Linked DNA regions of Homo sapiens: all the other regions are linked to region 2. A link is a loop called in an ENCODE intact Hi-C map of the cell type or tissue named here. Cell type or tissue: endothelial cell of umbilical vein. All regions are shown on one strand.

The links. A loop is a pair of places that touch in the nucleus more often than their neighbours do. Peaks named below come from ENCODE experiments on the same cell type or tissue, not always from the same donor. Only the 100,000 strongest peaks of a DNase experiment are listed, where the experiment ranks them.
Region 1: a loop joins it to region 2, with 3 times the contacts of the local background. A loop is called at or near these places in 18 of 110 quality-filtered maps.
Region 3: it touches region 2 in a loop (6-fold over the local background); 4 of 110 quality-filtered maps call a loop at or near these places.
Region 4: a loop joins it to region 2, with 6 times the contacts of the local background. A loop is called at or near these places in 2 of 110 quality-filtered maps.

What each region holds. Positions count from the first base shown.
Region 1 is chr1:66,433,750-66,441,749 of GRCh38, reverse strand. LOC105378776 (a long non-coding RNA gene) reads right to left here. Exons shown (of 3, transcript XR_947467.2): 3 at 2,097-2,310. Among named protein-coding and RNA genes, the nearest start is that of SGIP1, 96 kb to the left of the region's middle. In endothelial cell of umbilical vein, a CTCF peak has its summit at 5,195; DNase peaks (open chromatin) are centred at 2,469, 3,139 and 5,229; H3K27ac peaks cover 2,404 bases.
Region 2 is chr1:66,347,075-66,355,074 of GRCh38, reverse strand. The region is part of intron 8 of PDE4B (phosphodiesterase 4B); the gene reads right to left. Among named protein-coding and RNA genes, the nearest start is that of SGIP1, 180 kb to the left of the region's middle. RefSeq lists enhancers at 1-489, 3,055-3,104, 3,115-3,204, 4,797-4,846. In endothelial cell of umbilical vein, no CTCF peak of the experiment used is centred here; DNase peaks (open chromatin) are centred at 444, 1,704, 4,814, 5,584 and 1 weaker place; H3K27ac peaks cover 7,482 bases.
Region 3 is chr1:65,954,199-65,962,198 of GRCh38, reverse strand. All of the region lies in intron 3 of PDE4B (phosphodiesterase 4B), which reads right to left. Among named protein-coding and RNA genes, the nearest start is that of PDE4B-AS1, 93 kb to the left of the region's middle. In endothelial cell of umbilical vein, a CTCF peak has its summit at 3,144 (motif pointing left); DNase peaks (open chromatin) are centred at 2,058 and 3,148.
Region 4 is chr1:66,530,109-66,538,108 of GRCh38, reverse strand. SGIP1 (SH3GL interacting endocytic adaptor 1) reads right to left here and starts at 3,956. Exons shown (of 25, transcript NM_032291.4): 1 at 3,741-3,956. The coding sequence starts at 3,750. In endothelial cell of umbilical vein, no CTCF peak of the experiment used is centred here; DNase peaks (open chromatin) are centred at 4,098, 4,608 and 5,388; H3K4me3 peaks cover 3,653 bases; H3K27ac peaks cover 2,223 bases.

The sequences.
Region 1 (8,000 bases), 87 kb before region 2:
CTTCATAAGTTTTTTTTTGCTTTTATTTTAAGTTCAGGGGGACATGTGTACATGTACATATATGTACACATATACATATATACGTATATATACATACACATATACATTTATACACATATATACGTATATATGTATATATACACATATATACATATATGTATATATACACACATGTACCCTCTATATGTACACACACATATATACACACATATGTGTATATTAGCATTCTCTATATACACACATATACACATATGTGTATGTGTATAAATTCTTATATATGTACCATACATATGTGCATATATATACATACACAATGCACATATGTATGTATATGTATGCATGTATGTATACACAATTATACATATAAGAACACATATATGTATAAGTATACATATATGAACACATATACGTATAAGTATGCATATATGTACATATATGTATATGAGGGAGATATATAGTGTGTGGTGTGTGGAGTATATATACATATATGTATATTATGCACATATTCACATATGTGTGTATATGTGTATATACATGTATATTTATGTGCATATATACATATGTATGTATATGCATGTATATGTGTGTATATATGTATGTATATATGTTTGTATACAAATGTATGCATGTTTATACCACCACTCACTCTCTCCCTATATACACATGTATACCTATGTGTACATATGTGTATATGTATAAGTATGTACATATATGTATACAAACTGATACATGCATACATGTATACATACATATACATATGTATATACATAAGTGTACATTCCTATATGCACATATATGTATACATACTTATAAGTGTGTATGTGTATATATATATAGAGAGAGAGAGGTGATATATATAAACAGTCATTCATCTGCTACCTAATAATGGTTCAGTCAATGACCACACATATGACATTGGTCTTATGAATTATAATGTTGTGTTTTTGCTGTATCTTTTCTATGTTTAGATACATAAATACCTACCATTGTGTTACAATGGCCTACAGGATTCAGTACAGTAACATGCTGTACAGGTTTGTAGCCTAGGAGCAATAGGCTATACCATACAGCCAAGGTGTAAAGTAGGCTATACTACTTAGGTTTGTGTAAGTTCACTTTACAATGTTTGCATAATGATGAAATCACCTAATGATGCATTTCTCAAAATGTACCCCCATTGTTAAGAAATCTAGGACCATATATATATCTATATATATAGATATAGATATAGATATATACACACACATATTCAGTGCACTTCATCAAAGCAGTTGTATGTATGGATAATAAGACCTAGAAAAGATGATTAAAATCATCAATGATTAGATAAGACCTAGAAAAGATTATCAAAATCACCAATCAGCAATGAAATGCAAATTAAAACCACCATGAGATACCACCACTCACCTATTATGGCTAAAAATAGAAAAAACTGAAAATATCAAATATTGCAAACATACAGAGTTTAGTGCTAGTACAGAACCTGCAGCCAGTTCTCCAAACACATTTCTAATTTTCTGTCTTTTGTCTAAACACCCACATACCTAATTAGTGAATTCAAGTCTCAGGTAAATGCAATTAAAGGAGACCTGAGGATGTGGTCCTCTGCCTTTCAAGTAGGGAATGCTGAACAATTGAGGAACTTCAGAGACTGGGAAGTTTTGAGAGTTTAATGCACATTGAAGTTTCAGAGGGCTCCCAACATGGATCAGGATTTAGGGGGTTCCTAACTGAATTATATGTGAGGCTGCCCCAGGAAGAAGATAGAAAGGAAGATGCATTGAGATACATATCAACAGGACATATTTTCTTCCCTGGACTCTCAGTCTCCATGGTAGTTCAAATATTCATCATGAATGGAAGTTTGATATTATAACTCCAGTGTCTGTTAGGAAGAAGAAAGAAATTAAAGGGGGAACAGCTACTGTGTCATGGAGAAACACCAGATGTGTGTACCTGGTGAGAATGACTCAAAAGTGCCAGGAAAAATTTCAGGTAGCATTTTCAAACAATCAGGATAATAAATCAAGTATTTCAAAACACAATGACTTAAGCTGTTGTTTCTGGTTAATAACAACACCACAATTCAGCAAGACTGTAAATAATGATGATTTTACTTAAGCAATTGTATTTTTAGCTAGAGAAGTACACATTCAGCATTGAAATCATGGAAGTGAGAATTTGGAATTATGAATTGTTCTGGACGTAGTTCCTCTCTTGCCCTAGCACTCTTCAGCTTTCTTCCTTGGTCAAAATTGCAAGGCTGTCTTGAACAGTCCTTTTAACCATCTGGTGCTTCAGCTTTCTCCTCTGCAAAATAGAAAAAAAACTTTGTACTATTTGTTTACAAAGAGCATACTAGGTTTCTAATATGTATTTCTTAAATAAATTGATGGTTTGTTTTTGCCAGCATTAAAGCGCTATCCAGGTCACGCTGATGACCATAATCTTCCAGGGCCTCTAAACCCTGCAAAGGATGTAAACTAGTTCCTGATTCCAACTGTAAAACCCAACTTCCTCATTTCAGTATAAATGATACATTAACAATGAGTCAATACCATGAAAGTGTGCATTTCCTAATACTGACATGCTTTTCAAAATTTCTCAGTGCTTTTTCTTTCATTTTAAGTTGGGGAAAAATCAGCAGCCCTCTCGTCACTACTACTCTTTTATATGAGCAAAATGAGGCTCTAATGACTGAATAACTTGCTTAATTTTATATAACAAAGACCCTAGATCTATTGATCTTTCTTCTATCCAGGTACATTTATTAATAGAATTGCCAATCCTCTGTTAAGTCCTAGGACAAATAAAAGTGTCTGATGCTCCATTAAACCTGCTCTTGGTACCAGATGGTAGATGTGAACCTGTTGTAAAAATTGACTGAAGGAGTGGTAGGAGTCGTATTGATAAAGGAGTATGGCTGTCCAGACTGGTTTAATCCCTAGTCACTTGAATCATCCTGACGTGTTAAAAAACAAAACAAAACAACCAAGAGGATGAGTGCATCAGAGAGGAAGGATATGGAAGATTTGTTTAGTCTTAGAAGTAGCACATTAATGCCAAACAATAGGATGACTTCGACTCCGAAATAAATTTGAAGGAATTTGAATTCCCCTTTCGAATTCGAACGGGAAGGAGAAGGGAATGATTTGAAAAGATTTTCAGTGCAAATCTCTGCCTTTTGGGCCACCCATCCCAGCCAGGCTAGTCATGGTGAGATCCAGAGTTGGGGCTAGAGGAAGGGGCGTTGTTGAAAAATAACATGAGTCACAATCCAATGGAACAAAAATGTCATTTCTAGAATATGATATTTAAAAAAAATAAAATGGGAGAAGAAGATGCTCACCTGGGTGTACTAACTTTGTAGCCATAAAAGTTACACAACTGCTGCTTTGAAATGCATACCATCTCAAGGAGGCCTATAGGAAGTCCTGCCCCACATTTTGCTTGCCTACAGGGTCTGCTATTATAGATGCAGTTAGGAGATTAGAGCTGGCCATTTCTGGCCACATCCGTTATTGCCAACCACTATGAGAACATTTATAATTCTGAATCAGGATATAAGAATGAGACAGGCTCTAGAACACAGTTTCTATCTTTGGCACTATTGACATTTTGGGTCTGATAATTCTTTTTATGGAGAATTTTCCTGTGCATTGTAGGGTATTTAGCAGCATTCCTGGCCTCTGCCTGTTAAACACCATAAGTAGCTCCCCAATGGTGACAAACAGAAGATGTCTTCAAATATTGTCAAATGCCCTTTGGGAAGCAAAATCATCCCCAGTTGAGAACCACTGCCCTAAAACACTGTAGGCAATCTTTGTCACATCTTCCACACATAGAAAAACTTTTTGTTTTGTACAAATGTTTTCTCTACAAAACCTGGAGGGTGATCTGGGAATAGCTCAACAAAGTTCAGTGAAAAAAATTGTCACTCTTTATATTTATATCCTTATAGGAAAAATAAAATACAAGATGTTTAGAAAAATATCAAATATTAAATTTATATAAAGGTTCCAAATAAAATAATTTTAAAAAATTAGAAATTTGAACTTATTACCATTGACATATCTTTTTACCAACAGATACCATATTCAAAATAGCTATGCAAAACTCTGAGTAAGACTTCTTAATGATGATTGTTTCAAATTCCTAGTGGTGTGTATCAACAAGAACCTTCATTCCCACAATAAGATAATTTAAAAAATTAAAACCATTGTTTACAACTATTTGAAGATTTGCAACATTTGAAATTAAAGAACCTAATAGCTTATCCTTTTCTTATACTGACAAGTTAATGTTTAATTTTTTATGATAGAGCAAAGGTACTTTAAATTCAGACTTTTATGCTATCTAGCATTCCAAAATAATAACGAAGGTCTAATTTGTATATTGCATATGCATTGTAAGAGCAGTTGCCCTACAGCTAGCATGGAAACCACTAAATGGACTTTTTTGTCCATCTGCTGAAGATGAACAGGAGTATCTGATATATGTGAAAACAGATTCTGGGCTATCACGTGTTGCTGGGCAGACCAGAAATCCCCACCATGTTTCTGCACTCACTCATCCCCACTGGCCACATCTTGGGCTAAGCTCTAAGCTTCTGGGCAGCTGGACACAAACTACCTACTGATCCTCAGGCCTTACCTAGAATGGTCTGCGGTGCTAACTGCTAGGATGGATGGCTGCTGAGATGCCCATGCAGTAGAACACCTACCTTCTTGGCTGTGTGCATTCAGGGCATTATAGTGGAGAAATGCATGGTAAATGTGACTCATGGTGCCCACTGCCTCCTCTAGGGACTATGAGGGTGGTCCTTGGACTCCTACACTGCTCAGACCAGTCCCCAAGAAGACTCTGATGAGGCTTCTCTTGGCTAGAGGCACATTCTGAGAGCTGAGGAACGCAGTAATTCATAGCACACCTATAATCCGTTTGTGGCACACCAGTGTGATACTACATATAAGCTAGGAAGCTCTGCCTTAAAGAATTCTGCCTAGCCCTAAGGCACCCTGTGGCCCAAAGAGAGGCATGACTCACCTCAGATCACACCCTCAGTTAATACCAGAGCTGGAACCAGCAGCTAACTCTCTGGCTCCAGGCACCACAATCATGTCGATTCTTCATTTCATGCCTTTCTTCCTCCCACTGATGCATTCACCACAAACTCCTCATGTGCCTCACCTACTAATCAAAAACATTGGCTGGTCCAGCACCTACCACAAGGGGAGCAGTGTTTCTTAAGCTCTGTGGTGCATAAGAATAGAACTTTAAAAATATGTATATTTAACTGCTGTGTGTTTGTGGAGAAAGTTGAAGCAGGAAGAGGGAAGAGTGAAGCTTTATTATGGGAAGCACAAGTAGAATTTCCATTCTACTCCATCTAATTTCGCTGGCTGAGTACTAGGCTGAATACTAGATCTTGGTGAGCTTAAAAGAGATCTAGAAACCCAAAGCTACAAATATGGAAGAGTTTGAAAAGCAGGCTATTTTATCTATAAAAATAGAAGTGATTTCAGATGCTAGAAGGGAGTGTGCAGTGGTTTCTAAATTCTAGTGGACATGAGAATTTCACCAAGAACTTATTTGACTTACTTATACAAGTAATTATAAATCAGTTGATCTGGATCAAAGCCCACAGATCTGTGTTTTAACAAGCATTCTGAGATTATCTGATTGAGAATTGCTGAAATAGGAATAAGACCTTATAGCTTTAATGCACCGTATAATGTGGACATTGCAAGAAGCTAAGAGGAAAATAAATTTTTTAATTAAAAAATTCTAATTTCTCTAGGGCAATTCCTAGAATATAAATATTGTAAATTATTTCCTAAAACCAAACCAAAAAAAAAAACAAAATTTCTCTCTGCTCTTCTCCTCCACTTTCAGTCTATTCTGAAGCTAGGAGAAGGGCTGTCTTATGTTTGTCCTTAAATGAATGCAGGCCATTTATATAAAAACCACATCATAAGTGGAATAACCAAGTCACAAGCTTTCCTGGTCGTGTAAGTCTTTGACCTTTTGCTGTGCACCCCAGGCCCAAATACCAGTGCAATTCCCCTTGTTTTGATCAGCCTGATTAGACACATTTGTGCTAGGCTCTGCACCTCATAAAAGGCAAGGTAGATAGTATTATTTTAAAAAAAACAGGATAGAGATAGTGTGCTAGTAACAGCTTTTATGAATTGATGCTTGGAGCACCTCTCTCCAGTTGTGAGAGAGCCATGACCCCAAGATACAATATGGTAGAGCCCAGAATGTGGTCCCAGAAATGGGCTTATAAACACATCTGACCCAGAGTTAATAATTTTCTTCTCAAGGTCGTTTTAAATAAATCTTATATGTATGTGTGTTACGCACTATGCTGTATATGTGGGGTGTCTGTGTGTGTGTGCATGTGTGTGTGTGTGACTGATTACTACTGCTTTACTACTGGGAAAAGGGAACATTAAGGGTTCCTAGCATCCATGTCAAGTACTGTGGTGAATATTCATATTTATTTTCTTATTTGAGCCTCATAAAAGCTTTGTAAGGAAGATAGAGGTGATATTATTCAATGGAGATTTATATATTTAACATATCATATAACTTTGAACAGGTTATTAAACTCTTCTGAGCTTCTGGGGTTTTTTTAACCCATAAAATAAGGAGATTGGCATAACCAATCTCATGGTAACAAGATATCATAATCAACTTGTTCCAAATCACAAAGCTAGAAAAGGACTTGAACCCAGATCTTCTTTCTCCAGCATATAATCTTCTAAATGGCACTGCTTATCAAGAAGGACAACACAGCTGGGCATGGCGGCTCACGCCTGTAATCCCAGCACTTTGGGAGGCCAAGGTGGGTGGATCACCTGAGGTCAGGAGTTCAAGACCAGCCTGGCCAATGTGGTAAAACCCTGTCTCTACTAAAAATACAAAAATTAGCTGAGTGTGGTGGCAGGCGCCTGTAATCCCAGCTACTTGGGAGGCTGAGGCAGGAGAATCGCTTGAACTTGGGAGGCAGAGGTTGCAGTAAGCCAAGAGTATACCATTACACCATTGCCCTCCAGCCTGGGCAACAGGAGCGAAACTCCATCTCAAAAAAAAAAAAAAAAAAAAAAAAAAAAGGACAACACTAAGAAGAGCTAACTCTAACTGGAAACTCACAAATTTTGTTCAATCCAGGGAAATAAAGTCCAGAAATGCTCCCTGCACTGCTGTCCCTCTGAAGAGCCATGATAGACTATGTGGCCCAAACACCTTTCTGGGCCATGTGCCAGGGCTGTCCTGAGGAAGTCCTATGGCCTTGGATATTCCCATAAAGCTACATACTCAGAGTCTGAGTGTCAGGATGTGGTGGGAGTACCAGGTCGGCAGTAGCAGCCTTCCTACAGGATGGTCCTGCTCAGCCACAGAAGGTAAACACGAGTCTGCTGGAATTTTAAGGCAACCACATCTGCATCCAATAAGCCTTAGAGACAGTCTTTTTGTCTCATTTCTTTGAGGATGATGAAATGTTGCCCTTCTTGCAACACCCAATCATCAGTTATAAATCTTGCACATGGCAGAACAAGTCAAACTGCAAATTAGAAGACCCCATCCTAGTCCTAAATAATTGTGTGATCTTGGGAAAGTCATTTGACCTCTTAACTGCACAAAGAGAATTTGCCGGCTTGATTTCTCCTGAGTGTTGTGTGTCTTCACTACCATGCCCTTTGCTCAAATTCTGTTTTTCCTAATACACTCCCCATACCCTTCTCTACCCATTGTCTAAATTCCATTCTTTTTTTAAGCCCAGCTTTTCAAGTTCACTTCCTTTGTGACAGTCTTTTCTGATCATTCCTCTTGACCATGATCTCTTCTTTATACCTATCACTGTAGTCTGGCATACAGAATGACAGTTTCAACTTTTCTGCCTTTGTGGAGTGCTCATCTTGGAATCAACATTAACTCCCAGTGACATCACATGGTGTCTCTTAGTGGTTTTACATTTCTATATCCCCCACAAG
Region 2 (8,000 bases):
AGCATAGTACACTTAAATAAAATGTAATATAACATGCTCTTATTTCAAAATAAGAGGTCCCAGTGGGTTAAATGAACACACAAATCAAATTATTACAGATGTCCTGTACTTCACAAAAAAACACACAGAGGTACGTTTCACATTTTATCAAAGACACAGAACACAATCAAATTAACCCACCTTGATGTAACCCCAAGATACAGATAACAAATAATTTGCCTCAGGCATTTTGGAATGCTCTCCTTGCCACAATCCACAAATCCCTTTGAAAGAATTCACAGTTCTGAGAGAGCAATCCCGAAAGGATCAGGAAAGCCCTGCAGATTCAGTGATAAAATAATCAAAACTTAGAAAAGACAAAAACCTCCAAAATGTATGGCATTTCCTAAGCCAAACAAAGCCCATCTTCGCACTCCATTCTTGCAAGAAGCCTATGCTCCCTGCTTATTTCCTGGCAGAAGAGAGTAATGAAATCAGGAATTGCACGAAGGAGCAAGAGCCTGTCCAAATGTATTCAGCTGGCTGGTTTGAAGCACTTATGAATTATGAATAGCCCTGGTGGCCGAAGGGGTTTCCACTCTTCTACATTAGTCCTACTCAGCTGAACTCTGCAAGGAAGAAGAAATTCTTCTTTCCTGAGGAGTTGCCAGACTAGGAAACACAGCCATCTTTTAAAAAGGAGAAGATTAAAATGGAGGAAGCCCCATGAATATTTAAGTAAATCTGAAGTCAGTACCCTCCCCCATTTCAACTAGGTGTTCCTTAACCCTCTCTCTCCACTGCAGACCAGAATTCTGCAGATGCAGCCTCTGCACAAAAATCCAGCCGCTCTAATTGATCAAAGTGATGATGCATTTGATTAATCGATTTTCTGAACATTTAAGCAAACATTTAAAAAAGGTTAGGACCATGGCTGTTTTTAGACTAGGCTGCCAGTACACAAGAATTTTTGTGAACTAGCTTTTTGGAGGATTATTTGTCGCACACACCAAGCGTGTGCCAGTGCATTTAGCCTCTTTTCATAGTAAAATGAATGGGAATGGAATTAATTTATTTTATTTGAAAAGTACTTCCTATGCAGCATGTAAGTTTCTGCCCTCCATCAGCTCATTAATATGCATATTAGATTGCATTCGACAAATGTATTAAACTCTTTTAACCTTTCCATCTAGGATCCAGAGTGTGTTAGGAAATATGAACATTCATTTACTGAAAGAATGGTGAATTGTTTGAGATTTAGTGTTACATCTTCTAACTCACATTAGAAATCTGAGGATTTAAATTAATTTTTATTTTATTTTAGCAATCCAGGGCATGTTGAGAAAGTCATTCCTTCCCTGCAGGTTTCTCTCTCCCTTCTTCCCAGCCCCTCCCTTCTCCTTGTCAGCGTTAAAGCACAGGCAAGGGGAAACACTAGAGCTTTACTGCAGTGGGATTCCCCGCCCCAGGTTCACCCCATTTCCCTCCTCATCTTTCCCCTCTGTTACCCTACCCCTGTACTCCCAGGATTTATTTCATCTATAGCAAGTTGAAGGAATAGCAAAGCACCATGGCAACAGCCCCAACTTGCAATTGGCTCTTTTTCCTGTGAGGCATTCCCCTTTCAAATGAGCATCCGCATCCAACAATAGCTTTATTTCAAGCATCCAAGCCCGGAGTCATGCCATCGCCTGTGCCTAGGAGACCTGGCTTTTGGAGGTGAAGCCAATGCAAGCCAGTATTTCTGCCTGCTGGCTCACTGCACCAGGCATTGTTCTCAAAGATGTCCAATCATCCTCCTTCTGGGTAACCCTGCTTGCGTATGTGTGTGTGTTTCCCATGATACAATATGTTTGTAACCAGGCATCTCTGAATCAATCATCTCAGCTAGCATATTTTACTTATTGAACCTCTGTGCAATTTTGAATCCCAGGTGAATCACATGAATTCCAAATTATTTCGTTTTAAAGACACAACTGCTCAGTCACAATGGCCTCTCATTTTAAATCCTCAAAAGACAGGCACCTAGGCTGAAGACTCAGAAGCTGAAGAAAACAAGTTTATATGCTCTGACCGATAAGCTGAATTTTGGCAAAGAAGTGAACTTTAATTGGATCATTGTAAAAATATGTTGTAAAAAGCTTAGAGACAGATGATTTCTTCCATAATTTTCTCTGCACTAGACTTAGGCAAATATAACATTCAAACAATTGTCTCATTTTGGCTCCTTTAGTCTCTCTGAAATACTTAGGAATGTTTTAGAGTCAATCAGGTTTGTAGTAGTTCAATAATGCCCTTTTTTCACGTATTTGCCAACCATTTATTGAATACCTAAAATGACCAGGGAAAAGAGTGATGATATAGCAGTGAAAAAAAAACAAAGGAACAAACAAAAACTCTTTTCATGCTTTTAATCAGCTTTCATTCTAGTAGGAATAGATATATTAGGGCATGTTGTTTAACCACAACAGCAAACAGTCTAGAGAGGGTAGGACCAGTTCTTTACTAGCTATATCGGCAACTCTGCTCAGAAGATAGGAGCAGGTAGAAACTGAATCATAAAAGGCTATAAGAGGAAAGATTTCTCTGTTTATTTTCTTTCTATAGTCTTCCATTGCCACAGGACCCTGTTGGGATACATTGTCAATCACTTTCAATATGGAATCAGGGAGGTGGCTCTCAGCTGCAGGGCTGAAAATAAACCAAACTCCTCACCTTTCCCGCATAGTTTACTGAAGGGATCAGTGTACTCATGCAAGTCATTAACAGATGAATATCACCTTCCTCCTTCCCAGGCTTAAACTAATTCTCCTATGAGCCTTTTGCTAAGGGCACAGCAATGCTACCAAAAAACATAGTCATCTTAAGGCAACCATAAAACACACAACATGGCGAAGTATGCAAATGGAGGTCACTTAGTGTCAGAAACTAACCTAGTCCTTTAAATGTTGCTTAGCAACAACTGTTGGTTTTCCTCCTCCATAAGGGAGGGCCCAACCACACTGATGTGAAAGCAATCATTGCTCTCATCAAAAAGCACTTATGAAGGGCCCATTTATGTTGGGCTCTGTACAAACTAAGAAAGGCAGACATGGCCTTCAAGGAGCAGACGGCGGGGGGTGGAAGGGTATCTTTTACATTCTAGTATATGTAGAGTCCAGTTAGTATGACTAGTGTTTAACTGTGTGATGAGACACATTAAGAAATAGAATAGATATGAATTATGTTTGAAGTTAAGCCTGAGGAGACAGTTGAGGAGCTAGGCTTAGTTGGGCTTTCAGCATCTGACTCCCACATGGGAGTGTTTCTGTTGAGCCAGAGGCAGCCACAATGTAGTAGACAAATCTTGACTTTTCATTCTCAGCTCTCACTCTCCTGTGTAGTTACATCACCTCTCATGTGTAAAATGAGAATGATCAACCCTAACATTTCATACTTGTATGATAAATTCTGTGGCTGCCTCCTACAGTTTGGACACATTATTTACCAGCAACCAAGACTTCCCAGAAAACAAAACTCCCTCTACATGACTGAGGAAAACAACTCAAATTGAAAATGCTTCAGACCATAACAAAGGAAGGGAAGCATTTATCATCCCTCAGAGTTTCATAGTGTAAGACTTTTGGAATCTATTTATTAAGTTACACGTTTCATCCAGACTCGAAGGTAAAATAGCTCCTGGGTAAAACTGTGTCCCAAGGAGTTACTGGATTGGAAGGAAATGGGCATTATTTACTTTATTAAATTCAGTAGAGAAATCCACAAACAGGAACACATTATTTTAAAGATAAATGTGTCTCTACCATCTCATGTACACAGATACTATTTTCCCTAAGAATCTGCCTTCACAGGAAAACCCTGTTACAGCCTACCTAGAAATAATGTCCCCAGAGGAAATGGCCAATGCCCCTTTTCAACACAGACAAGCAAAATTTGTGAATAAACTCTAATAAAAAATTCCTCCGATGCCTTCTTAAGCTTATGCCCAACATTAGATTCACATACACTGCTAGAAATTGCTTCTATTTTTTGAAAAGGGAAGAAGGTATATTTTCTAGATATGTGATTTAATATTATTGGCCTAGAATATACCTTTTCTATAAAATTGTCTGATTTTTGGAATAAGTTCCTTTAATAGTGAAAAGTTATTTTAAAAGTAGAGAATAGGTAATAAAAGCTAAAATTCAATTACACTTGATAGGAACATTTTGTTTGATGGCTTCAATTTTTCTTTAGTTTTAACACTGCATACAGAGATTATTTCTTCTGAGCCAGTTTCTTCTGAAGTGATAGGACACTTCTTCACTTTTCTATATTTCTCATGGGAGAATTAGTTTGAGCTTTATGCAAAGATCCGCAGGCAAGATAGGCACTATCTTGGTAATGAGTTCTTAGTTAAACTAATCACATAGGAGGAGTGAACTGGAATGATCGCAGGCTCTTCTCAAATCTAAAATTTGGGGATTTTATGTTTTTGAGAATAAAACAGTCCAGAATAGTGATAACACAGGAAGCTAGTATAAAGCCCATGAAAGAGCTTCTTCTAAGACTAATTTAGGCCTGTTGAGGGTGACCTGAAAATCACTTAGGAGTGACTCCTAAGTGATTAAAACTATTCTTCACCCTATCAAAGACTAGCTAAAGCAGGTACCTTCCTCTCATGGATAACCTCAGGATGAGGTCAGTAGGAGAAAACTGTAAGAACAGAGAATAAAAAGGTGTCAAAGAGAGGAAGGCAGCCCCAGCAGTTAGTTACTCTTGTGGGTGGCCGTCTACGCAGGAGCCCAGCTGTGAGACAGGCGCCTTATTGTGTGGGATCTTCCTGTTTTTGCAGAATGAAACAACTGCCGAAGTCATTAAAGTCACAATGACTTTATTAGGGACTAACTTTTGACTCATGTTTTATACTTTGTTAGTCATAACTTAAAAAGAATTCCCGGGCATCAGGAAAGTGAAGGGGCTGAAAATTCCTCCTGAAGGCACAGAATGCCTTCAGTGCATTCTGTGCCTTCAGTGGTAGAAAGAAGTCGAAACTGCAGTGGTACAGTTTAGTGAGAAATGAAGTAAACAGAGTCTGTCCCTGTCTTAGCTCTGGCCCTAAGCAAATATGTAATCTTGGGTAAGCTGAATTAACTTCTTGGGGCTCAGTTTCTTTAGTGGTAAAATGGCTAGCTTCTAATCTTCCTTTTGACTTTCAGGAATTTTGCATGGGAAGAAATGAAGACCCAAAGAAGTAAAGCAAATCTAAGTTTTAAATGAAAAAGAAATAAACAGAATGAGGGATATAGTGTGCTTGTCTAAAACTCCTTATGAAACTAACAATTTCCACAATTCTTAACATTTCAGATTATTTGACAATGTGCATCTCATCTCTTCCCTCCTTTTTGTGTTTCCCTATAAACTCTACCAATCATTTGAAACTTGATGTCCAGTTTCTTTATTGACAGGTTTGTCTTATTTGAAAAGCAAGTGCAATTGAATTGAGTTGGTAACATGGTCAAAGAAGTAATAATGGACATGCAATTGTCCATTAACGTCTGCTTAATCAGCTAGTGTTCCATAATGGGTCATCTTAGCAAACAAGTTCTGCTGTACTAACATCTGCAGCAAACCTTTGGTGTGCCAGGGAACAAACACAGTGAGATCATTCTCACTGTCCATGTGCCAAATCAGAAAGAAACTCTTCTAAACATGTTAGAATTGAGTGCTTCTTGTCTTAACTGCTCAGCAACGTAGTAATCAATAGGTAAGTATACAACGAAAAACAAGCATGAATATATCTACCATTATTCTGCATCAAAAATTATGATGAAGCAACAATAGAATCAATTCTACTTGCTAGTTAGAGGACAAGTCTCTGCTCAAGTGACATATTAAAAGGCAAAGCAGGGAAAAACCATTAATGCCTTCATACAGAATTGAAAAATATCAAAAGATCAAACAAATTTGAATATAGCTGCTCTATAACTAATCTCCTAAATGAGATTAGGGCTTGAACAGCTCCCCAAATTATTACATATTTCTTCCTATCTATCTAACCCTTTTCTGCTGTCCATTTTTCTCAGAATTTCTGAAAACTTCTCAAGAGATGATATAACACACATTATTGGAACACTAAAAAATTGACGTTTCCTAGACCCAAAGTGATTCCCATAAGAATGTTTATAGCAATTTCTCATGATCCAACATTCTCTCAACTCTGAAAGTTGCTGCAGTGATGTAATCAAATGGACAAAAGATACTGTAACTATTTATACCTAAAGACTGATACATTCACTATGCATTTTAAACTATATATATAATATTTATAAACTATATTATGTTTCCACATATATAAGGTTGCCAGATTTAGCAAATAAAAATTCGGGGCACCTAGTTAAATTTGAATTTCAGATAAAGAAGAATTTTCTTTATCTTTTTTTTTTTTTAACTGTAAGTATGGTCCTGATATTGCATGTGCAAATAGCCTATGAAGAGATTGGATTTCCAGGCCATACACTCATTATATATGTTAAGTTTAGGGGCACTGTATATTTTTAGATAATTTAAACTTTTCAAAATTTTCTTTTTGACAGAGGACTTTTCTTCCAATGAGAAACGTAAGACCTAAAACTGTTCCTGGAGCATCACAATTTCATTTCATATACTTGATCCTTCCCTTTTAATTTGTCTGTTAATAGAGAAAGACAAAAAAAGGAACTTTGAAGATTTGAGATGATGATCTGATAATTAAATTTAGCAGAAACCTTTTTCAACAGATGACAAAAATCATCATAGTAACTGAGAAAAATCAAGGAATCAAGGTACATTATTCAGTCACTCTTTTGTTTTTCCTTTTAAGCCTTTCTACAACTTTTTCTGTACAGGTATAACGGCTAATATTTAACTGAAAGCTTCTAGAGTCAATTCTAAGGCCACAGGGCATTAATATGATTCCAAAGTAGATGACAAAGGTTTATTTTGAAACATTTCGCAGCTAGAAGCTCTACAACTTATAGTATTTTTCAGCAATCAGAACACTTACTGTGGATCAGACCCACAGACCATCCAGTCTAGTGTCCTTTCCTGACTAGTGAAAAATAACACCTATGTTTTAGGACCTTCATATCTGACATGAAAGTAGTTACACAGAACAGGGAAACTACCACTCAAATATTATACTTTCTTTTCATAACCCTTACGTATTGGTCATGATTCTCTTTAAGAAGTTAATTCCATTTTCAGTCTATAGTACCTCTTAGGTTGTTTTAAATCCTGCCTTATTGAAGTTTCTAATATTTTTTGCAGCTACAAAAATCTATCATAGCTTGTTTTTGAGATTATTACTCTACCCCTTAAAAATACCATGTAGAATACATTGTATTTATTATTAATTGTATTGATTTCAGCTAGTGACTTTCATACATCCCTTGAGGTAAAAGACAATGGAATGCTTCAAAACCTGCCTTGGGAATTGCCACTTCTAGATTAGCGATTTCTCAGGGCTGGGACAGCCTATTAATCTGGCAATTTTCAAGATCAACTCTAGGGCCTATCAAAAAAATAAAAGAAAGCTTTGGACTACATAGATCTATCCTTTCCTTCCCTGAAAGCATATATATTATTATCTGTTTTGATATTTCAGTAATCCCTAAGCTAGAGTATGCACCGGCAAATTGAGGAAAATTTGTAACAGGTTGGAGGTTTGCACACATAAACTATTAACTAAAACTATAAAAGATGAAAATAGTTTCATAACATAAAATAGACATAAATTTCATAGACAGCTATTTCTTATGCAATTTTATCCTATTAAAAAAGGTAGTTGGGCTTGTTATGTATTTTGTGTTTTCCATTATTAGCTATCATAATTTAGAAGAGATGGAGAGATGCTTTGAACAACAATGCACCTCAAGATGCATAGGTTTGTTAGGTTCACGGAAGGTTTATAGAGGCAGCTTCTACTGCAAACATGAAGTAGAGGGAGTGCTGGTTGCAGGTTTGCCTTACCAGTGACCTCAGCTAACCCAACGTCATAACAG
Region 3 (8,000 bases), 390 kb after region 2:
CACTTCAGTGCAGTATTCAATCAATTACATGAGATATTCAATACTTTATTATAAAATAGGCTTTGTGGTAGATGATTTTGCCCAACCGTAGGCTAAAGTAAATGTTCTAAGCACATGTAAGGTAAGCTGGGCTAAGCTATGATGCTCTGTGGGTTACGTATATTAAGTGCATTTTCGACTAACAATATTTTCAACTTATAATGGGTTTATCAGGTTGTAATCTCATTATAAGTGGAGAAGCATCTGTGTTAAATCGCATGCTACAGACTCTTCAGCCGCACTTAACTGTTTGTTATTTACTGCGTATGTACCCCATGCTCTTTCAAGCCTTCATGCCTTTGTTTCTCGCAGGAAATTCTCTCTCCACTCCCAATCCATCTTCTCCTTCCTTAAGGAACTGATCCTCTATGGCATAACATGACACCTTCCCTAAGTAACTTCATGACACCTTCCCTAGGTACCTTTCATAAGCCCTCTGACATTACTACGCATTTTTCACTCATCTGTCTTCCCATTGAGTTATTATGCACCCTGCACTTGAAATAAGACAAACCGTTGCCTCACCAACTTATTGAATATGCTACCTTAGGAAAGCTATTTAGAGTCTCTGTATAATGGTGGATAATTATATTTATTTGGGAGGGTTGTAAGGACAAATATAGCACATGGCAAGTACTCAAAAAGTACTAATTATTATCTTTATTCTTATTATGAACACCTATAAAAGAGGAGCTATAAAATTATAATATTATAATAGATATCGTCTCTCAAAGAGACAATGGATTACATGGAAAACCCAATAATTTGTATGGTTTACCATAGCTTTCCTGCCATTTTGCAAACATACCAGGCACACATCCTCATTTCAAGGCCTTTGACTTTTTGTTCTCTCTGCCAATAACTCAGTTTTTCTAGACAGATGTATGGCTGGTTTCTTTCTTTCATTCAAGTCTTTGCTCAGTTTTTTCCCTCTTCAAAGAAGGCTTTTGGACAATTCCATCTAAAGTAGCAAGCCTCCACCATTCTCTAGCCATTTGCCTAGACTTTATTTTTCTCTATATTATTATGAAACATCCTACCTATGTGTGATCCACATATGTCACCTCTACAAATACAAGCTCCACGGGCAAAGGTTTCATCTGTTTTGTTTCTTGTCCAATCTCCAGTGCCTAAAACAGTGTACATTTAGGTCCCTAATAATTTTTTTAATGAATAAATGTTTGGACTTACCAGGAGTCCAAAAATGTTTTTTATTGATTTGAGCTAAGTTGATACATGCAAAAGTATATGCCATGTATCCAGTGGAAGTTGAGTTCAGAGAGAGGAGCCATTATAATGATTTTATATATTTACAAATCTTTACAGTTTATAAAGCATGTTCACAAGCTTTTTTCTGTTTACTCCTAAACTTCAAGCTTTCTAGAGATACCCAGTGGCCTCAGAAGACACTGCTCAAAATTGCAAATGTCTCTAAGTTAGAAACTGGTGCCCTTGACACAACGTAGGATAGCATTTAAAAATATGGTCATTATTTTTGAATGTGTATGTTTGAAAAAATATATTTTTATATATATTTTTAGCCTGGATAAATTGGTATTAGTCTTATCTTTCTTTCACAGATGATGAATCTGAGGCTCAGGGAATCTGCCTAAAGTCATGACCTAAAAAATGCAAAGCTCAGTCTAACATTCAAGGCTGTCTGACTCCTAAAGTGATGTTAAACCCAAAAGATACATTCCTTGGCCAAGAATAAAAAACTTTCAACCTCAGCAATCACAGACAATCTATTTCAGCAATCTCTTCTTGCCTAACTTTCTCTTTCTCAAAAGTTAATATAGAATGCTATCTTCCATATCCACCACCGACAGATAATGGAGATGGTGACCTATCATTCTTGCTAGTGCCTTGGGCTTCTTGGAACTGTGTTCTGCGAATTTACTGCGCTGCCACACAAAAGCAAATACTTCCTTCTCAGTCACCGATGCACTGATACAGTGAAACAACAACTCTAAAAGGAACTTCTGGAATCTCCCCCGCAGTTCCCCTGTTGAGAAAAAGATTCTCAGGCACAGGCATTAAACAATTGCTCAGACATAAAGAGCTAAAAATAGCAAATGCAATAATAAAATGTAGACTTTACAAAGCATTTTGTATTTTGTTAAGATAGCCTAGACCAAATCAAATATGTGAGCCAGGCACGTGGCTCATGCCCGTAATCCCTGCAGTTTAGGAGGCTCAGGAGGAAGAGAATTGCTTGAGCCCAGGAGTTTGAGACCAGCCTGAACAACATAAAAAGACCTCATCTCTACCAAAATAATAATAATCATATATGTGAAATAGACGTGGTAAGGGATAAAGGAACTCAACTATCAAAATTACTTTTTTACTGAATCGTCGAATTCAACCTGTTTTGCTGTTGATGGTGAGGCAGTGTGCAGTAGTGAGAAAGCCTGGGGATTTATTAATCAGCACCCTCTTCTGACCCTCATGAACTAAGGGGTGAGTTAGCCAACCCAAGCTTCTGCCTCCTCATCTGTAAAAATGGGGGTAATAATACCTACTTTACAGGATGATGTTATAAAAATAAATCTAAGTAGAGCAAATAAAGAATCTAAGCTATAATGAGTAGCCAGTAATGGTACTTAATATTAATGTTAATATTATTTTTGCACTCTCACCTCCCATCTGCAAATGAGTTAATTGACATGGACCTGGTGGTGTAGTCAGCAGCAGTTTTAATCTCTCATATCCGACAGGAAGCTCATGGACTTTGTGGGTTCTTTATCCTTTATGTCAAAATAGTACCCTACCTATTTCTCAGTAATATCATTGAAAAGCCCATTTAAAAAAATTCAGATTTCTAGAAAATTACCATACATACACACTATCAAACACAACAGTACCTAGTCTTCTCAGAATGAGGTGATTGTTACAGAATCAGAAACAATGAAGCAAATATAAAACATGTATAAATGCTAATCAGAGAGTATTGTTTTCAAAACTAAATTTCAATGAATGTCATGTAAGTGAAAAATAGACAAGGTCCACATTTATGCAATCCTCAAATGATTATCCATTTGAAAGAGATGTGCTGTATATTTAAACCTACACAAGGCACAGCGGTGTTAGCCTACAGGAAATTAACAGTGCAGCAATGCTGCCCTCTTGTGTTGGAAAATAAAACAAAAGAAAATATTTTATTTCTGCATCTGGGAAGCACAGAACACACTCAAATTTAAATGATTAAATACCTTCTGTAATACTTTTCTGATATGCAGTTACGAACATTTGTTTCAAAAGAAGTTTTAAATATAACTATATAAGTCATAACTACAGATACAAAACTGCAGATTACTGCAGATATACAACTGCAGATAAAACAGGTTAAAAAGATAAGGTAACACTATGGTATTTTGCGTGTGTGTATGTGTGTGCGCGCGCGCGCGCGCGTGTGTGTGTGTGTGTATCACATTATACCAACATACTAAAAAACTTAGTCAAAATGGACACATTATTAGAAAAAACATAACATTAAAACAGTATTAAGAATAAAGAGTAGGCTTTAAATAGGTTAAAAACGAATCACAGTTTTAAAAAATCTTCCCATGAAGAAAATATCAGACCCAGATATTGTATAGGTGAATCCTACCACATTATTTATAAATTTTAAACTCTTCCCCAAAAGATAAAAAGAGGGCACAATCTTCAAGTCACTCTAAGAGCCTACCATATCATTGATACTTTTTAAAATACCACAATGTGGGAAAAAAATATCAGTCAACTTCACTTATGAAACTAGATGCAAAAAAATTAAATAAAATATAGGCAAACTTTCCAAATATAAATTTAAAACCATAATAATATATCTTGACCAAGTTGAGCTTATTTTAGGAAGGAAAAGGCAGTTTATCATTAGAAAATATATTTATCACCATATCAATAAATTTTTTAAAAAAACCATCTCAATAAGTGCAGGGAAAAATATAATTTAAAAAAAATCCAACACAAGCATATTTTTAAAAATCTTATAAAGCTAAGAACGCAAAAAGCGCCCATAACCTAATCAAATGCATCTATAAAAAGCCTACAACAGACATAATCTGATTGCAATTCCCTGTACAATATGAAACAAGACGAGCATGACTATAATAGCACTTCTTTTCAGCACTGTACTAAACACCCAATACAATTACAAGAAAAAAATTAAAGGAGTAAAGATTAGAAGGGAAGAAACACAGTGTTAATATTTGCAGAAAATGGATTTTTATGTAAAACACAAAAGATTCTCAAGACAAGTTATTATGCATAATAATCAATAACAAACAGCTGGTTGTAATGTCAAAATATAAAATCTAATTTTATTTCCATGATCAGCCACAGATTGAAAATATATATTTTTAAAATATACTAGTTACAATAGTAGCAAAAGTGAAGTAATGTAACAAAGAGGAGCAAGACCTAAGAATAATAATTATAAATATTTTCTAAAGACTTTGACAGACCTAAATAAATCAAGAAATACAGAATGTTAATAGATAGGAAGACACAATACCAAAAAAATGCCAATTTCCAGAAATGGCTTTCTAAATTCAATACAATTACAATGAAAGTTATAACAGGTTTTCATAAAATTTAACCAGTGATTTTAAAATTTACATGATGAGTACAGGAGCAGGAAGAACTCACCATTTCTGAAGAGTGACAGAGTAGGAGAAAATGCCTTACTGATATAAATTACTAATTAGGCTCAGGGACAGACACACAGGCCAAACAAATAGAGAGCCCAGAATCAGACCCCTGCATAAATGATAGCTTGCTGTGTAACAGACATGGCATTGGAAATTACTGAGAGAAAGATCAGTCAACGAATGGTGGCGAACCTTAAAACTTTTAGAGAAAATATAGGAAAAGATATTTATAAAGTTGGGGTAGGAAAGGATTTTTTAAGCACAAAGCATTGACCATATAAAATAAAAGGGTGATGAAATTCAACTACATCAAAATGAAGAATGTTATCCACCAAGAAGCACCAGAAAGAGGGTAAAAAGACAAGCCAGCCTGAGACAAAATATTAGTATTTACATAAATGTAAAAATGCCTGCAAATCAGTAATAAAGAAGAAAAACAAAAGAGAACAAAAAAGCTAAACAGAGATGTCACAGAAAATAAAAAAATAAAGAGCAAATAAATATCTGAAAATTGTCCAGTCTTCAGTAAAGTCACAATGAGATACCTGTACATACCTACTAGATTGGCAAAAATTAAGTCTGACAATATCAAAGATCAGAGAGTACACAGATAAATAGGAACCTTTATACATGGCTGGTAGGAGTATAAATTTTCAATCACTTTCAAAAATAATTTGTTGTTTCCTGGTAAAGTTCAAGCTGAGCATACCCTCTAAGACAGCAATCACACCAATGACTGTCTCTTCTCCGGGTACATATGTGCAAGACTTTCTACGAAAAGAGACAGGTATACATAACATTTACAGTGATAGGAACAAAGGTGGCAGGATTATTTCAAGCTCCACCTCATTTCTCTCATTTACTATTCACGTATTTCGCGAACATTTACTGGAAGTTTGCTAGGTTATTGCAAAGTCACTGGAGAAGCAAACAATAAGGAAACTCTTAGAAACTCAAGAAACCGCAATCTATATCTATACTTCTTTCTATATCTACATCTAAAACAGTATATAATAGTTGTACTGTAATACTATGTGTGTGTATGTATGTGTGCCTGCAGACATGTACGTGTGTGTTTTAAATAAATTGGACTTGAGAACATGGAGGAAAGATTGATTTTGCTTGAAAAAGAAAATAATTGGTGGAAAGGCTTCAGAGATTGAAATCAAACTGTTAGCTAAACCAGCACCTTTTGTTTCCTGAATTAAAACAGGACCATTCACCCAAGGAACTAAAAATACTGCTCTTCAAAATGTGCTGAATTAAGACTTTCCCAAACCTTAAATATATCCCAGTAGTAAGACTGCAACTTTGGCAATTATACCAGCTCTCTCAGAGCCTCAGCATACCATTTATAGGTTACTGCTTCAGGTTAAATATCAGAGAGAATTTGCTGACAGTATAGAATGGCCCATATTTGAATAAATTGCTGAAGAAAACTGTGGAATCTTTTCAAAATTCTCTAAAAATATCCCAGCAGCTATCAATCTGGGACCTAAAGATGAATTTATGTGACTTCTGGATTTCATGTCCATACTTATTGCTTAATATGCTGAATTATAGTGGTAGCATATTTCTTTTTTAAAATTAAGAGCTTTCTTATTATCCCATATTTCAGCTCCTAATATATTCCAGGCGCTCTCTTAGGCCTCAGAAATGCAGAAAGCAGTAAAACACAGTCCTTGTCCTCAAAGAATCAGAGGCCAGCGTGAGAACAGCACGTAACCCTATAAATGACTGAAGAGCATGTTACTGTAGAAAGTTCAAAAGGGAATTGGGGCACCTTCCCCAGGAGGTGAAATGTGAGTCAGTTTTGAGTGACAAATACAGGTAAGCTGCTAGATAAACCAGAGAAAGGATAACACCCTGCTCTTGAGGAAGCAAGATGACGTACCAGAATGAACTCAATGTGAAGTAGACATGGGCTCGAATCCCAAATCTGTTACCCATGCAAATTTGGGCGACTTGCTTCAGTTTTTCACTTGTGTGAGTGTCAGTGTGCACACATGTGCCACTTGGTGCATTATGCTGTTGCGGTGAGTTCTATTACTATTTCTATGCTTTTGTTGTTGTTTTTCCAATAAGAGGAGAAAGACACATTTCTATGGGTAGAGAATGCAAAATCCCATAAAAGGGTTCCCTCAGAACTGCACTTGACTTTAGTGGATGTAGTATAAACTGTCCACGCCCTAGGGAAACACTTTTCTACATCTCTCTTCCCAGTCCTCAGAACAAAAGGTCTTTATGTGTCAGTGCCTGAAGGTTTACGGGACTGTGCTGAAACTAACATCTGAGATGGATGGACGGACAGGGCTCCAGGGTACAGGGAAGGATTTTGGTAAAAGAAAAGACAAAGTATTTACTCAATTCTGCCCTCTCTGACAGAACTAAAGCAGAAGATTCTTGTATAATAACACACCATTTTCCACAAGTGCCAAGCGTCTGTTTTCTTATGTCTCTGTGTTCTTGTTTGCGATTCTCAAGAGAATCACAAATTGATGCAGTATGAATTGTTGCTTGCCACTTATTATATGGCAGAAGTTTATAAAAACACTAACAATCTAGGTTTGGCTACTTCATTTTAAAAAAAATACAAAGTCTTTGCAAATATTTTGAACACTTTTTTCTAAATTGAAATAAACTACATGTGAGATGCAACAATAAAATATTTAAAAATTAGAAAAAGGAAATAGAAAATATTTATATGAACACAAAGGAATTCATGCACAAACAAATGAGAACCTGCAGACTGGTCATTCTTATTTAGAAATAGTATCAAATGTAGTGAGAGAACTGATCAAATTAAGCATCATACTTCTGTTTTTAAAATTTTCTTCTAATATTTCACCATTGAAAAGATTGGGGGAAAAAAGAAACTTAAGTAAAACTCTAGGCATCTAGATATTGATTTGTAGGTGTTGAAAAGCAAAATATACATAACAGTAATCACTTGCTTAAGTTAAATACTTGGTAATTTTTTTCTGAGATCATGATAAGATCATGATGAGATCATGCATCATAGACAATCCCCTTATAATGCATGAACGTGATATATAACTTAATAATCTATTTCTTAATCCAGTATTCTTTAAGAGTTTTAATGACAATTAGGTTGCTACTGCCTCAGTAGAACCAAGTTTCTCCAGACTGAAAATAATTTAAAAATATTAGCTAGGAACTACAGTAATTCAAGTATGGTGGCCTAGTTTGGCAATACTGTGTATAAGAAACAAGTTCTCTGAACCATATAACTCATGATTGTGCTGAAATACAGGAAAGAAAAATAAGTGTTATGAGATAAAAATAATTAAT
Region 4 (8,000 bases), 180 kb before region 2:
TTTAGTTACTCTTCAATTATGCAAAATTTTTTAAATAATGATTTTGGACATAAAAGGCATTAATAAGAAGTTAAAGAGTATAGTTCTGTCAATATTCATATTTAAAACAGAGAGACACAGAATATGCAACCAAAGGCACTACAGCCTATTTTTCAATTAGGTTAACATGCCCAACCTGATGCAAAGCAAAACTAAGAGGTTCCTAGAGGGTCAAAAACATGAGCTTTGTGGTTAAATGGATGTAGGTTCAAATTTCACTCCACCATTTTTTTGCCTCAATGCATTATTTTTACTTTTGAAAGGTAGAAAAGGACTGAAAAAAGCACCGTATATACAATATACTTAGTTTCAGGTTATTATGAGTAGTAAATATAATAAAATATATTAAATTATCCTGAATATTGTAATTAAACCCAGTAAGCCCTTAAAAATATTTGCTTGTTAATTTTTTAAATTGTCATATAAAATGAAACCATTGGCACCCAGAAACTTATCTTTCTAGTATAGCACCTAAGAGCCTGAATATGGAACTAAAAACGCAAAACGCCTTCAGTTGGGCCTACGTGAACAAGGAAAGTACTTTCTAGACACCCTCACAAATAGACAGATAGCCCAAGAAACTCTGACTTAGTTCCAGTTATCTTAGAAAGGATAGCTAAAGAATGCCATTTTCAAACTTTAATAATAATATATCAAAAAATAGTCCTTGAATAGTTGCCCTAACCACATAGACTTCATTGTAAGCTTAGCCAATATGTACACTCCATAGTTAATAATTCCCTTTGCTCATCATCTTTCCTTTCATATTTATACTACAGAAGGCTCCAGATCATGTGGCTTTCTTTAGAAAAGAAACAACTCAATGCCAACCACTGCCAAAAGATAAAGTATGCAGGAAGCAGCAAATCAAGTCCCCTAAAATATGTTTTTTAATTAAAATATGTTAAAAGAACCATGGAGCCACAAACCACTAATCACCTGCTTGTGGTCCCTGGGGAATTATTTCGTTGACTTCCACAAAATTAGGATCACTGAGGAGGTAGTAACATTTATCATCTATGATTGGATGGATTTCCAATAGGCATTGAATGAATGGAGCCTATATCCTGTTCCACACAAACAAAACGTAGTTTACTATGACCCATTCTGCTGAATATTTGTTTACTCTTGCTTTACACAAAGTAGAGAAGTGCCTTTGAAAAGTTGCCATGGCCATGCTTTTTCTGAGCAGCAGACTAAAACACTTTAGCAATATAGAAATGTACAGCCACACGAGTGCAAATATATGTTTTCTTCCTTTCCAGAAATGTGTTTGGGTGGATGACTCTGTGTGTGTGTGAGACACACTAGTTCAGAAGAAATATGATTTTAACTAGATGTTTGGTAGCACATTCTCAGAGTCCACTAATGTTTCAACGAAGAGCTGCCATGACAAATTTGGGGTGCCTTTTATGAGGTTCCTTATCTTTCCAAGGTTATTGTGGTAGATGTACAGAGGCTGGCAATCTCTAGAGATGAGTTAAGTTGAAATAATAATTATATACCACACCTTCAGAATAAGAGCAATTCAGAGGTGAAATTCTGCCATGCAATACCAGAAACATGAATGTATATTGCCAAAAAGACTGTCAACTAAGTTGGAAGGCAACTGATAGCAAATTGATTTTTGGTTAAACTCCTATTTGCCTTTCTAAGGTCACCGAACTATTAAGATAATAAGGCTTAAAAACATTTAAGTAGGAGCTATGGGTAGAAATAAATGTTAATTTCATTTAGCTATTTAAGCCAGTGGGAACACCTGTCCAATTTCTCTTGCAAAAGATCTGGTGAAAGACAACTGTATCCATAGTATAATTCATACTAATTCATACCAGTGCTAAGATAACATTGTTCATTAGATAAATTTGGCAAACCCAGAGCAATAGTGCTAATTCAGCTCCAGCACAAGTCTTTGTTGCAGTTCTCATTTTGGTTTAGGCAGCCTGGATAAGCTTATCACAGAGCTTTGAACTGACATTCTTGGATGGCACAATAGACCATATTACCAGGAGAATCATTCATGAGCATCAAAAAACGTTACAACCTTCAAAGAAGATACTTTAGTGCCATGGTTTGCAAGGCAAGAAGTGAAAAGAAAGAGCATCCAATTCTCTATGCAACACTGAAATCTAATCAGAATGTGTGCAGATGCATTTTTAAGAAAGCTATATGAAGTTGAGCTGGAGAAATACAGTACCTCTACAGGCAAGATATTTTTTCTGAAGAAGATAATCCACATGAGCTTTTAATTGAAAAGTGCATAAATAACACTCTGTCTTGCCTTGTTATTCAAAGATTAAATCAATTTTGAATTAATGAAAATGATTTAATCTGAGAGTGTTAGCAATCTCAATTTATTTAGGCCTGGATTTAAAGGGCTAGCTTGAGAGCCTTTTGCAAACAAGACTCAGCTCCATAACAAAATCATACCCAACCTCTCTTTTAAGGCTATCTTCTAAAATCTGTGGGTTTTGACTCTAGAATTCTTCACTCCCCCAAATCACATTAACAATGTTTGACATGATGACAGGGAGAGCAAAAAGAATTCATTTCTGCCAAATAAGTACAGGCTACACTGCTGTTTTTATGAAACCTTCCTCCTCTTATTCCATTTTGGTAAATTTCTAAGGAATAGTTAAAATCCGTAGGACAAACCTTGGCTTAAGAGGTGGCCTCTCTGCCATTTTCATGGCTGATTTGAGACCCATTATGCACTCAATTCTGCATTGTGAAATCCAGGCTGGGGACAAATTTCTGCCTGTCATCTTAGGAAAGGCCAGGAGTTTTGCACCATCCTATAGTGTGAAAACAGAAAATCAAAGCCTGCATAGAGCTGCTTGCTTCTTTCCTGATCAGCTTGCTGCTTTTTGGAGACAATCTTGGCTGTCACAGTGTCAGACTGGGAAGGGTAATTTAGCAGAATAAAATATAGTTTAAATAGCATCTCTCCAGGGAAAGTTCCTCCTTACACTCAATATTGAATATGCGAAAAGATCATCAGCAAATAATCATTTGATACTTGGCTAAAATCCATTGGACAGGGAAAGCATTTAGGGAGCACAAAATTCTTTTTTAACCTGATAAGACCCCGAATCAGGAGGCAAGAGGCCCGGATATTTTCCTTATATTTTTCATTCTGTTGCAATGACATTCTCATACAACTACAGTTTATGGACCAAATTTGCTGCCCTCCCCATCCCAATAATATGATGTAAACTGCAGAGATAAAAATACCTTATGAGAATTTTTACAATTTTAAACAGTTCACTGAAAATGTCTGTATGGATAACTCTGTTAATGACCTCTCCTGTCTAATGTCAATTTCAGAAAACAAGTTTCCATTGTAAATGTTTAATCAGTGTAGTCCCAGGAACCCAGAACAGAAAACCTTATCTTCTCGCCCAACTTATTTGCTCTGCAAGCTCTTTCCTAGCTCCATCTCAGCTCCCTGCAAACACTTTAGGCTTTTCTCTCTCAAAGGAGCTGGGAGCTCTGTAGGTTCTGAGCTAGGCAGCAGCCCTGTGGTTTGATTCCATTAGTCTGAGCCCAGATCCACTGCAAGCAAACTGCAGCATTTCTGCTTGCAAAACATTGGCAACCAGGTTCTAGAACCGCCACATACACTGGCTGCACATATTCTTTAATGCTGTTCTGCCCAAACCTTGCCTGAAGCCAGTCAACCATAGCAGAAAGCATCCTACCTTCCATCATGGTGGCAGAATTGCATTCCTTAATTTCCAAGGAGTCTGAAAAAACACAGGAGGATACGATTCCAGGTCCCAGCTAAGTCCTCACCACGCCGCTGCTGAGGTCTATTCCGTCCGCTGTCAAAGCCAAAGGAGATAAGTGTTAAGCCAAAAGACAGGCCATGGATGCTGCTGGTGCTTCTTCACCTACAGGCAGGCTACCAAGAAGATGCTGAGAGAAAGGGAGAGGAACGGCAAGCTGGCCGAGCTGCACCGCCTGCGCTGCCTCGGCCAATCCCTTCAGCTTTGGACCGCGTCACATGGTAGCCAGCCTGCATCTCCTGACACAATACCCCCGGAGAGCACACAGAACCTATTTCCCGTCCCCATTCCCCTCCACCCCCATCGCCTCCCGCTTGTCACCAAATACACAGCCCCTTCCCCACCTGGTGACGCACTTCCCCCGCCCCTCCTCGTCGTCTCCTTAAGCTTACAGAAGCGGCTGGGTGCCCGAGATTAGTTATCAAGGGCTGCCACCTTAACAGGGGACTCTGGCGTGAAAGCAGCACCTAAGTGGCTCGCTGCGGAGGGGGTTCTTTTCTTTTTCTTTCTTTCTTTCTTTTTTTGTTTTTTTAAGAAAAACTTAATAATTCCGTGCAGCCGGAAATCTTAGCAACACACTTCTAAGCTCCCATTCCGGTGTCCTTTTACCCTGAAGGAATTCCAAATGTCAGTGTCTGTGGCCTCCGTGCACATCTGTGCGTCTCTCTCTCTCTCCGTCTCTCTTTCTCCCCTCCCATCCTTCATTCAAGAGAGAAAAATCAATCCGACTGACGTCACATCATAAACATCCCCAAAAGGATGATGCAGAAGAAATTTCACCCCAGCTGCCTTCGTGAGAGCCAGGGAATTAATTGCGCATGACATGCTGAAGGGCTGGGAACTGTCATTAAAACAAAGAAACAAAAGAACCCACCCGAGTGGGGCTCTGGAATCAAACTGGCAACGCTCGAGATCGTTTCTGGGGCGGGAGGCTGGAAAGGGGAGCAGGCAGGGAGCGGAAGCCTGAGCCCGACCAAAGACAGCTGTGCACGCCGGCTCCCTCCCACTCCAACCTGGGCTCGCCGTCCGGGCTACAGACGGGACCCTGCGGGGCGCCCTTCGACGACCGAGTTCGAGTCCCGCCGCCACCGCGTCCTCCCCGCCGAGCGCACACGGGAGCGGCCTCGCTTCCCCAGGTGGGGAGCTTTTCTCGCAACCGACTGGGGCTGCAGCTGCCAACTGCAGTCTCTGTAGGAAACAAACTTTCTCCTAAATGACACGTTTCTCCGCGACGCGCCTCCTGCATCTGGAGTCGCCTTCAAGCCTATTCATTCACCCAAGTGGAAACCTGGAGGGAGGCAGTTGTGCCTGGTTGTGGCGGAGCCCAGGGTTTTGAAGCTGCCAGGAATGGGATCTGGGGGCTGTGTAGTTGCCTAAGTGGGAAGTTGTGTCACTGGGCCCGGTTGGGTTCAGTCTGTCACCTGACTGCTCTCCAGAGACCATGGAGCCTTTCAGAAGGGCCCAGCCCTGGGGGATCTACGACCCTTGGTTCCCTTCAAGAAAGCTCAGACAGCGAAGGAAGAAAAGGGCAGGGCAGCCTATGAGAGAGAGAAGGCAGAGAAAAAGGAAAGGAGATGGGAGGAAAGGGAACGCCTTCTTTAGAACTCAGGAAAAACAACATCAGAAGTGGGCATTTCTCCCTGTATAATCTCACAGTATGACCAGGAGAAAAGCTGTTACAATAGAGAGCAATTGTGAGCATCCAATGAAAATGTACTCAAAATAACTGGAAGAAGATGCATGGTATGATCAGGGTTGAGCCTGTAATGTATTATTAATCATTTCTATTAGCAATATACTCATGAACTTTTTCTATTGCTCAGCCCTGGACATGGCCTAGCTCTTTCTACCAAAGCAAATATGACGTACTGGTGACTGACTGAAGTAGCATATTAATAGTTGAAAAGCAAAACACAGCTCCTTAGCAATTTAGAAGTTTTGAAAAACCCATTGTTCTCCCTAAGGACACATACTTCAGTGGCCTCTAAATTTTAAAATGAAATTCTTCAGGGAGATACAAATACTTGTGACTTTTTTCTTATGTCTCTAAGACAGTTAAATTTTAAAAGGGGAATGAATTCCTAAGTAAAACCTGCCTTGAGTACAACTTACACTGCTCTGAAAACTGGAGGGGTATTATTGCAAAAAGGATTGATTTGTGTGTGTGTGTGTGCATGTGTGTGTGTGTTTAGCAAATGTTTTGTAATGATTAAGAACATTGATGGGTATTCGTGTCAAATAGATGGGCACCAAGTTTTGTTTGTGCCACATAATGAGCTCTGTGACTCTGAGCAATTTATGTAATTCTCTGTGCCTCACAGTTTTCTTATCCTGAAATGGAGAGAATAATAATGCCAAGTTAATTGAGCTATAAATGGTAATAATAACAAACCTGTATTAATGGCTTACTATGTGCCAGACAGTATTCAAATACTCTGCTAGTAAATTACTTAGCATTTTGTCTGGAGCATAATAAGACCTGCATGTTAGCTTTTTAGTATTAGTATTATTACTACCAAAGGGCTGGCAGATGCATCAAAGAAGTTTGCAGCCAACTGGGAGTTGTACCAAATGCACAGAGAACAAGTTAGTGAAAGACCAGGTGATGCATCCAAAGATGTAACATGTTGGAGATTTCTGAAAGGCTGCTAAGTAGGAAATCAAAATCTAATGAGGTTAATTAGGAAAGACTTTTTTTTTTTTTTTACAGAGGTGAAATTTCAGAGTTCAGAACTTAATTGGAATGGGCTTGAAGTGGTAGTTCTAAAGAATATAGGGAGTTGTAAGTAAGAAAAAAGTATCATGTAAAATCTGGAGGTGAGTGCAAGCACTGAGGTGCAGGAGTGGGGGCCATTGTTAGGATGTAAGGGAAAGGTGGAGAAACCCAGGCTGCCTGCCTTCTTCCTCCCAATGTAAGTTTTACAGTGTGTTAGAGCAATCCTCTCAGATAGGTTTGGTATGGGTACACTTCAAGTTTTTTTAGACTTGCAGCAACTATCTAGAGACAGCAAGTCAATGGAAAGATTCTTTTGGTCAATGACTATTTATAGGAAAAGCAGAAGTTTGTAGATATTGTCAGAAAGGGATGTGTATTTCAAGGTGGTAAAGCTAATCCCAAAGGCTAAACTTCACCGCAACTTCATCAGTTGTGTGTATTTTATCCTTTAAAAAGAAGATGCTATTACCAATAGCATATCCAATAGAACATCCAATGAATGAAGTTCTGTTTCAATAAAATTTGCTCAAATATGTAATCAAAAGAGATTATCCTAATTGTGGTGTTTTCTCATAGGTTTTTTTCTTTTTATTTTCTTCTTCTTCTTTTTTTTTTTTTTTTTTTTTTTTTTTGAGACAGTCTCACTCTGTTGCCCAGGCTGTAGTGCAGTGGTGAGATCTTGGCTCATTACAGCCTCCACCTCCTGGGTTCAAGCTATTCTCCTGCCTCAGCCAACTGAGTAGCTGGGATTACAGTCATGCCCCACCATGTCCACCTGATTTTTTTTTTTTTTTTTTAGTAGAAAGGGGTTTCACCATGTTGGCCAGGCTGGTCTCGGTCTCCCGACCTCAAGTGATCCACTAGCCTCGGCCTCCCAAAGTGCTGGGATTACAGGTGTGGGTCACCATGCCTGGCCTCTCATAGGTTTTTGAAAAAAAAATTGTTTTGATCAAGAACAAAGACAATACTTTAGGTTGTGGTTCAAATTTTATCACTTCATCGTATAATTTTTGCTTGCCAGCAAGGGCAAAGGAGAATATCTAGCCTCCAAAACCATGGAATACTTTTTGCAATTCTGAAATGAAAGTCAAATGGTATATGGAAAAGATTGGGTAAATAACTGACTTGCATCAAAGTGCAAGAATTGCTCAGGAGTTCAGCTCAGGATGTGAATGTCAACCCAGATCATACCAGGCTCTGATATGGTACTTATGACTGGTCCAAGACCAAAAACTAAATTGCTGAAGTCACTAGACATTCAACATTTTTTCTAAAATAACATTTGTATGGTAGTAATGGCTGATTACATAGTGTTTCAGAATGAAATCTTATTATATTCCTACTATAAAAGCTGAGCTTCTTCACTATCTCCCAATTTTAGGTTGAAGGGGAAATTTGTTTATATTTTAGAAAGAGAAAGAAGACAATGAGAATTGAGTCACAAAGAAAGGAGGAAA